2 separate regions of the Mus musculus genome follow, and region 2 is linked to region 1. The links are chromatin contacts, found by Hi-C or POLR2A ChIA-PET in ENCODE. All regions are on one chromosome and are shown on one strand. Each heading gives the region's core, a stretch centred on a gene start or an enhancer-like site at or near the end of the contact. The rest is flanking DNA. Distances are from core to core; before and after follow the strand shown.

What was found. A loop is a pair of places that touch in the nucleus more often than their neighbours do. ChIA-PET counts read pairs that join two places held with the same protein, here RNA polymerase II (POLR2A).
Region 2: a map of left cerebral cortex shows a loop between it and region 1 (5-fold over the local background). The contact joins the promoter of Tesk1 here to the promoter of Tln1 in region 1. A Hi-C loop is called at or near these places in 10 of 37 maps with a recorded cell type or tissue (gastrocnemius, heart, left cerebral cortex and 1 more). POLR2A ChIA-PET finds 5 or more read pairs at or near these places in 2 of 5 experiments (Patski and embryonic stem cell).

Annotation. Positions count from the first base shown.
Region 1 is chr4:43,559,528-43,563,985 of GRCm38, reverse strand. Tln1 (talin 1) reads left to right here and starts at 1,403. Exons shown (of 57, transcript NM_011602.5): 1 at 1,403-1,856. It overlaps Creb3 (cAMP responsive element binding protein 3), which reads right to left and starts at 1,328. Exons shown (of 9, transcript NM_013497.4): 1 at 1,027-1,328; 2 at 780-936; 3 at 635-705; 4 at 428-517. The coding sequence starts at 1,173.
Region 2 is chr4:43,439,838-43,444,295 of GRCm38, reverse strand. Tesk1 (testis specific protein kinase 1) reads right to left here and starts at 2,019. Exons shown (of 10, transcript NM_011571.3): 1 at 658-2,019; 2 at 392-513; 3 at 217-265. The coding sequence starts at 861.

The DNA of each region.
Region 1 (4,458 bases), core at 154-2,653:
AAATTTGCCACAAAAACTAGATGCAGTATTCTTGTAATCCCAGCACGTGGGAAGTGACTTTGAACTTGTGAAGACCTTCCTGCTCCTGCCTCCAGAGTGCTAGGGTTATAGAGGGGTGCACCATCATGTCCAGCTTTGACGATTGTTGATGTTGTTAGACTGAGTCAGCCTCTCAAGCATTTCTACCACTGAGTATGATTCGAGGTCCCAAGATAACAACGGAAGCTATCAAGGCCCTTCACTTTCAAGGCTCTGTACTAAAGTTACATTTAAAACATTATCTTTTGACGTGGGTGTGTGTTTGGAGATGAGAGAACTTGTAGGAGTTGGTTTGTCCTTTTGCAAGTGATTGATATGAAACAAACTGAGCTTGCCTACTTGGGTTACCAACCCCCTCCAGCCTTTGCTCTACCAACAGGAGCCTTACCTTAGTGAGAGGAAGGGTTGAGGGCAGAGTGAGCCCCTCCTTCTCCAAGAGCTTCTTCTCTTCCTCGGTCAGTATCAGCCTAGACATCTCCTAAGGATGGAGGAAATAGTGAAGAGAGCAGAGTTGCATGGAGCTCTCAGAGCAGTATGGGGGATCTTGGCTGCTGCAAAGTGAGGTAATCCTGAAAAAAAAAATCAAGTCCAGCACCTGTTCCGCTGCTCTTTCCTCCCCTGGCAGTGGAGTCACGTGGAACCCCTCCTTTTCGAAGCTCTCAGTATCTGCAAAAGGGAAAGTAGAACCAGCTAGCCCAGTGAGCTCTCTCCTCCCCCACAACTTATCATTTCACACTCACCTAGATCTATGGAGACGTGCTCCTGTGGAAGGGAGTAGTTGTGATCATGGAGAATGGAAGAGCTGGAAGAGCCGAGAACATCCCGCGATACTGAGGGACTGAGCAGAGAGCTCAGTAAATCCTCTACCTCCCAGTCGCTCAGTTCTTGCACGGAGTTCTATCAAATTCAAAGGCCTTGATTTATTTCCGTACCTTGGGTCTCGCGGACATCCCTAGCTTCCCCCACTGGGAACACCCACCCACCCACCTCGGAAGGTGACAGCTCTAAGTCCAGCGGAGCCTTCACGTCCGGCTCAGTCGCAGCCCACAAATCTCCGCTTTCCTCTAGCAGGAAGCCCAGCAGGTCCTGATCACCGGGATCCAAAGCTAGCAGATCCTGACCACCAGGATCCATTTGGGATATCTATGGATAGAAATCCCTCCGCGCAGATCCAACCTCCGAACCTCAGGCACGACCCCTCAGTCTGTCCAGTCGGCTCGACTTAACCTCCGTCACTCCGGGACAAGGGCCTAGCTGTCACTCTAAACCGCACCCGTCTCTCAGCTTCTGTATTCCTCAGCTTCCAACACAACGGAAGTGGTGCACATAGCCCCGTGGAATCCTGGGACTTGGAGTTCTCTCCAACTCGGAAGTGGCTCCTGGGCTGCGCCACGTCCCGGGGGCTATGCAAATTATGGGGACGTCCTTTCAAGCTTCCCACGCCCCAGGGCGGGGATTCTGAGGATCCTTGTCCGCCTTCGCCTCGAGCTATTAAAAAAAAAAACTTAAGCGTTTAAAAGGGAACTCCAGCTTAGTTCGGGCGTTCTCTCCAGAGCTCTGCACGCTCGCTTCCTGCTGGGGAGGGGCGGCCAGGCTTCGCGGGCGCCCGAGCATCGAGAACTACGGCCAGAGCAGCTTCCTGCAGTCTCCGCTACCATAGAGCGCGGGCCCAGGGCGCCGCCGGCGGGTGGGGGACGTTTCCAGGACGGAAGTGGCCGAGAGTGTGTCGAAGGGAGGGCGAGGCCGGAGCCCCAAAAGCGACCGGGAGAAGGAGCGGGTAGCGGGCCCAGGGCGGGGCGCAGAGCCGGGCAGCGCAGGTAGGCCGGACGGGCTGGGCCGAGCTTCTAGGTGGGGCTGCGGGATCGGGCCAGCCCGGGAAGCGGCGGGCGGGGCCCCCAATCCTCCTGCATATCCTGTGTCTGGTTAGGGAGGTCAGGGTCCAGTATGTTTCGGTTTGGATTTGGAATTAAGCTGGCCTTGTTGCGAGAAGCAGGCCCTTTCGCGGGGGTAGACAGTTCTCTGTCTCGGCTAGGTTTGGGGACGGGTAGAAATGGGGTGGCAGTGAGGCACTGGGTGGCAGTGAGGCACTGGGCGGGGATGGGCTTTGGTATTAGCCGATAGTGAGTAAGTGGTTAGGAAAACTTGGGGTGAGTTTGGGTTAGGTGCCGTCGCGTTTAGGAAGCAAGGATCCCTTTAGAAGTTAAGAAGGTGAACTACATTCTAAACATTTGCTGCACGAGTCAAGTCTGTTTCGCATATGTGACATTTAAACTGAGGTCATTATTTTCTGCAATGACCAGCATTAAGTCAGAGTACAGGATCGGGTTAAGGATCAACAGGAATTGGCTTAGATGCCCGTTTTAGGGATTAAAGGCCGGTGTCATGGTCAGTATTAAGAATAAACAGTGAAAAGGTTAATTAAGAACCAAGTTACAAATGAGCTTTAGAACTGCAGGGTGGGGTGGGAGGGAGTATTTAGGGTTAAATTTGGGGGATTTGGGCCTAAAAATAAAAGCCAGATTAGTATGGGTGTCTTCTGGGAAAGGGGTGAATGTCAATGTATAGGGAAATAGGAAATAAAGTCAGCATTAATGTTAGGAATTGGTGATAGCGTTAGGGGTTGAGGCTGCAGCTACAGCTGAGCTGGTAAAATGTAAGAAGTTGGCAGGAAGTAGCTACCTTTGTTTTGTAGTGAGTTCTCTTATTCCTGTGCAGTTACAGAGGCCTCTTTTACCCAAAGAAGTGCTAGAGCTCTGGACCTCAGCTAGAAGTGCCAGGACTCTGCTTTCTCTAGTCTACTGCCTAAGCACAAGGCTTCCAGAGGCCACCACCACTGGGAGACAGGGATTTCTGGGCTGTGATGTTTACGAGGTGGGAGGTGGGAAATGGAAAGAGACCCAGGAGTCAGACAAGGTCCTAAGTGAGGATGGGGAATAGGAAGCCTGTGACTGAGGGGAAGCTGACCAAGGGAACGCTGTCGACTAAATGATGACAGTTTGACTCGAGCCTCCCTCATTCTCCACACACTGCCTTCTCTCTGTCTCTTTGCCCTCCCTGGTCCCACATTGCATACCTTTACAGTTCCTTACAGATACTGTCGTGGTCTTTAGCTCGTCTCCTGCTGTTCATCTGAACCATTTCCCACCCCCACACCCCTGTCTCTGTCTCTTGATCCACACATCCTACTTTACTTCATGTCCCTCAAACCTGAGCTTTCCCAACATCGGAGAGCACTTTCTCATACTTGCATACCACCTGGTCAGCTGCTGAACCCCCCCCCCCCCCGCCACCGGGCTCTTCCCATGTGTACCCCCTGGTTTCTGAGCCTCCTTTTACTTCTAGGTCCAGTTGTGGATCCCCTTCCCCCACTCCCCGACAGAAAAGAGGAAATGATACCCAAAGAGGAAACTTGGTCTTACTGATCCCACGCCCAGCCAGGCCACTGACCACACCCCCATGTCACTCCCAGCTTGACCCTGCCAGTGACCACAACACTGTCCCCTCCCCATGCTGCCTCTCCTTCCAACCCAGGGTTGCCTAGCCGCTGTCAGTGTTCTCTCACTCTCTCCCCACTAGCCCAATTTAGCAGCTTACCACATCCCTAGCTCTTCTGGAGCTCCTGACCCGGCCTCCGGCCTCCCTGTCATCCCCGGTTTAGTCAGCATCCATGGACTCATGCTTTTCCCTCCCCACCTGCTCAGTGGCTCATCATGTGTCTGTTCCCTACCATCACGCTCCTGGTCTCTTTTTCTACACCCTGTGATCCCCAGCCACAGCCTAATACTGTCAGTAACCCCACCTCTGTGCCCCTGCTACAGATACTTCCTATCGCATCATTTACCACCCAGCGTCATTCCCACATCCTGACTTAGTCCCCTCTCCTTCCCTGGTTTATTAAACTGAAGCTGTCTAGTCAGTAAATGGGTACTGGTCATAGGAAGCTGATTTTGGCTTCAGTTTTCTGAGTCCTGTATGTCAGTTCTACTTTTCTTCTGAATGGCAACTTCCTCTCCATACAGCTTTAACTCTGGCTTTATTATCGCTTATACTAATACAGTCTCCTCCTAACTTGGCCCCAGAGTTGCCCGAAAACCCAGTGCTGGGGATGTCCCTGTTTAAAGCTTCCTTGGCCTCCTGTTCCCCTCCAGTCAGTTAGGTTCCTCATACTGCTCTCTCCGCTTTTGCCTTTCCATCTTAACCCTGACGTCCCCACCGCTGCTCCCTTGCAGGTGCCCCGTGCTCCAGCCAGCTTGCCTCCTCACTTTCCTGGGCATTCCTCCGAGATCTCCTGCCTCTCAACCTTTGCTAGTGCTATTCTCTGTGCCTGGGACGATACCTTTGACTCATCTTCGACTGACCTAATGGAGAGAGCTTGGGCTTTGGAGGCAGAGAGACCTGGGTTCGGATTTTGGCTTCACA
Region 2 (4,458 bases), core at 770-3,269, 120 kb after region 1:
GATACAAAATATCTCCATCACTAACTCCAGCTGAGTATTCTAATAAGTGGTTTGCACACAGGGAAGTTCAGGAAGCCTTTAGTTGGAGGAGGTCCTGAGGTCCTGGGCAGGCAGGTGGCTTCTTTTTAATTTCCCAGCAGACCCACCAAGATCACTGACACTCTCACTTGGGGGTGTGGTGCCTTCCCTCTTTCCTGGCCTATGCTTAATGCTTACCTCTGTAAGCGCGTGCAGCTGCCCTTGGTGCACACAGACCCCCATGAACCTGAAAGGTGATGGGGAGGATAAAGGATACGCTGTAAGAGCCCGGGCTCCACTGCATCTCCCTCCTTTCCCAAGGGACTTTTCCTCCTGCCCAGCAAGCTGTCCAGCAAGAGGCTAGGCCGTTCACCTGAGGATGTTAGGGTGCCGGAGCCGGTTCATCAGCTGCACCTCCCTTAGCGTGTTGCTCCGGTTACTGGGGAGCTTGTTCATCTTCAGCACCATGACTTGTCCCGACTGTCGGTGCCGAACCTGGGGGAGGCAAGGCTCCGTGTGTGCCCGACAGGTTGGGTGGCTGCTAGCTCAAGGATCTCTAACCCAGGCTGCGGGGCCTCTAAGTTCTAGCCTCCCGTCCAAGGCTCGGTCCCGCCCCTCTGTCCTCTCTGCGGGTCCTACCTTGTAGACCTCAGAGAAGAAACCGGCCCCGATCTTCTCTGCGCAGTCGAAATCGTCCACACGCGCAAGGCTGGACACGGCGCTGCGGAGGGCCCGGTAGGAGGAGGGCCGGCCCCGGCCCGGGCCTCCGCCTGCGCCCCCCGGCCCCTCCCCCGGAGCCTCTCCGGGCCCGGGGCCCCGCAGCGGCGGCCGTTCCCCGGCCATGGCCGGGCCCCCAGCCCCGGCCTGCTTCACATGGCCGGATCCCCGGGACCCGGGCAGGCCGCGCTCGCCATGGGCGCCGGCCCAACCCGATCCCGGGGGCCGGGACTCCCGCCCGGTGGACTCCTGGAGGACCTGCCGAAGGTCCTGGGCCCGCCCCCGCCGCGCCGGCGAGTTGGGCCCGGTGGAACGCCGCGGCTCTCCGCTCTGCGCGGGGCCTGGGCCTGGGCCTGGGCCGGGCGGCGGCGGCGCTCCCGGGCGCCGGCGGCGGGCTCCCCGCGGGCGGCTGCTGCTCCGCTTCGCCGCCGGGCTCAGGCTGTGCGGCCTGCCCGGGGCGGGGCCCGGCCCGGTCTGCGGTTAACTCCTTGGAGCCCGGGCTGCGGCCCGGCCACGCCCCCTCAGGTGCGTCCCCCGCGCGTAGGCCGGGGCGTGAATCACAGGACGACTTGAGGGTTGACTGCTGGCGCTAATTCTCCTGCGCCCTGGGCTCCACGGATCGACCACGCTGCCTGCCCGGTCTGCGTCCGACTCCGACTGTCCATTTCAGGGGGGTTTCTGACCCCGACACTCTAAATCTCGGGGCTCGCTAACACCTGTCTTCTCCGATCGCAGTATCCAGGGCTGTAGGGAGCCTCTGGCCTTCGCATCCCTGACCTGCTCGACTCCTTCTCACTCCATCTCCATCCCCCTAAGTAAAGTTGAGATTCCGACGCTCGATCCGGTGACCACCCTCTTACTTCTTTGTCCTAATAACCCTCTCTTCGGAGACGCCTGCACCTGCAAGGAGGCCCCGCCCTCGGCAGGATCCCGCCCCCTCAAAGGCCGCTGCCCCTCGGAGCCCGCTCTCCTTCGGGGGACCTTTCCTACGGATGACACTGCTACATCCGTGTGTTCCCCGAGCCCCTCAGTGCTGCACCCCCTCCTCTTTGTGTTCCTCTCACTAAAAGAGACCTGGCAGAGTGACTCGGCTAGTCATTGTGACCCCTCCTCTCAAGGTGACTCCTCCCCTCGCTAGCGCCCAGCGGTGTGACCCCTTTCGGCAGGTTGCGCCCCACGTCGGTAGACGCCAGTGTGCCCCCTCAGTCCAGAGGAGGAGGTGCAGAGGCCTCTACAGCGGTTGGGATCCTCGGAGTGCGCACGCCCGGTCTCGGGACGTGGCTTTCGCTGTTGCCGATGTTTCCGGCTCTGCCACGGACTCCTCCCCTCAAGGTCATCGGGAAGGTAGCCAATCGTCGCTAGGGTTGCGTGACGTCACTGGATCCCGGCAGAGGTCTCCTGGCATCCGTGAGCGTCCTGCCACCTCGCGGCGGAATGGAGTGAGGGCAGGCTGAATGTGCAAGGCCGTCTTGAGAGTGCACCGTATAAGGGAATCGTTCAGGTTTGGAGAGAGAACAGTCATGCACAGTTGTTCTAGAAAAGGAGAGTAGGCCAATGCGTGTTCTTTTCCCCCACTGGTAACAGCAAAACATACTCATCGCATTAAATTAGAGTTAATTCTGAGAACCTATTTGTAATCTTTTGTGTAGAGATTGAAACGGTCTTGCCCTGTAGCCCATGCTGGCTTTGGATTCATACCACACCATACCACTTTGTGCTGGGATTACAAACATATGCTACCCCTCCTGGCAGGATTTTATTTTCCATAGTTTGTGCAAGGTCTGAAGACACTCGGAATTTGTACCTGTAGGATACCCTCACTGTAGTAAGCTTAACTGACACTGGATTCTGTCCCATTAGTCATTTTGAGGATCAATGTCTGTGACAGTAGTTTCATGCTGAATTGTGTGTGTGTGTTTAGGAAGGGCGCTGTGGTGGTTATGGTGAGAGGGAGTGTTTAGGAAGAAGGCCGTGTGGTGGTTCCCTCTGCTGGGGATGCAAGACTGAGCTAGGATACACTAGTAAAAAGGAGGGAATGTTGATGTGCCTGAGAAGCTCTGTGTGTGTGTGTGTGTGTGTGTGTGTGTGTGTGTGTGTGTGTGTGTGTTGGGGGAGTGCAGCAGCCAGGTTCATCGTTAGGTTTCTATCAAGGTTTAAAACTGGTATCACCAGTTTTTAAAAGTTCAGGTGGAAAAGCTGTTGAGTGTAGGAGGTAGATTATCATCAGCCAGCAATAATGATGGTCACAGGGACGATATACTGTCACTCAGGGAGCACGCATGTGCACACTCCCTTCTTTCTCTAGTAAATATACCTGCTTTCAGATACCCTCTGGGCCTGTGACTATCCTGGGAGTAACTCATGGCCACGTGTTTTGTCCACATGTCTGTCCCTGCACCCAGTTATTTGCTGCATAGCTATGGCATTATTTTACCACTGATTAGAAAAAGGAATCTTCATTAAATCGTGGTGTCATTGTTGTGTAGTGGGTTGGTCTGTTGTGGCTCTGTATTCAAATGCTAAAAACTGTATCCCATGACCTGGCTGCTCCAAGACAAGCAGGTCCTCAACTATACCAGCTCTTGTTGTATATTCATGATTGGTTAGTAAAGATGCCTACAGCCTATAGCTGGGCAGAAGAGGTAGGTGGGGCTGAAGGTTCCCGGGCTTGTGTTCAGGCACAGAAGAGAGGAGAGAAGGAAGGGAGGGTGGAGAAGTCGCCATGGGGTGGTGTGGATTGTGAGCACCTGGCCACCAGGGCTGGCCTGTTGGAGTGGGAGTGGCCTAGGTGGAATGTGTGTGGCAAGTGATGTCTTGGGGTTATTGACAAGAAAGCAGACAAAAATAGCCCAGAGGGTTGACATCTGCCCAACTCTAGTGCTGTTAAGGTTTATTATAAAGGTTTGTGTCTTTTAGTTGGGAGGCAAATGATCTAAGGTGGAGTAGAAACCCCCACATAATATCTACCACAACATTGTTGTGCCTTTAAAAACTCATAAAAGACTTGACGACTTGAGCTTGAAGCCTGAGATGCAGGCAAAGGGGGAAGGAGAGCAGCAACTCCACAGACTTACCTCTGACCTCCACATACATGTCCTGACGTGTGTGTCTGCTCACATCTCAACTCCACAGACTTACCTCTGACCTCCACATACGTGTCCTGACGTGTGTGTCCGCTCACATCTCAACTCCACAGACTTACCTCTGACCTCCACATACGTGTCCTGACGTGTGTGTCCGCTCACATCTCAACTCCACAGACTTACCTCTGACCTCCACATACGTGTCCTGATGTGTGTGTCCGCTCACACACACACACACACACACACACACACACACACAATAATAAACAATACAAATGTAAAAACTAATAAAAGTCAGATGAAGACCTGTGATCTCAGTGCTCAGGAGGCTGAGGCAGGAGGATCATGAGTTTGAGGCCAGGCTGGGCTACAGAGCAAGAACTTTTTTTTTAAATCAAGCCAAACCAAGCAATAATTTCTTAATATCAAGTTCACATTTTTCTTTATGTTGGGTTTTCAAAACTGTCTACTTTAATCAGAATCTAAGTGAGATCCTTGGTTTGCTTCTGGAGCAGCTTTTAATCTTTTAAAATTGCTAACCTAGTCTCCATCTTTCCCATTATTATTACCAATTTTTGTTAATTTTACGTGCATGTATGTTTTGCCTGCATGTATATCAGTGCACAGTGTACATGCCTGC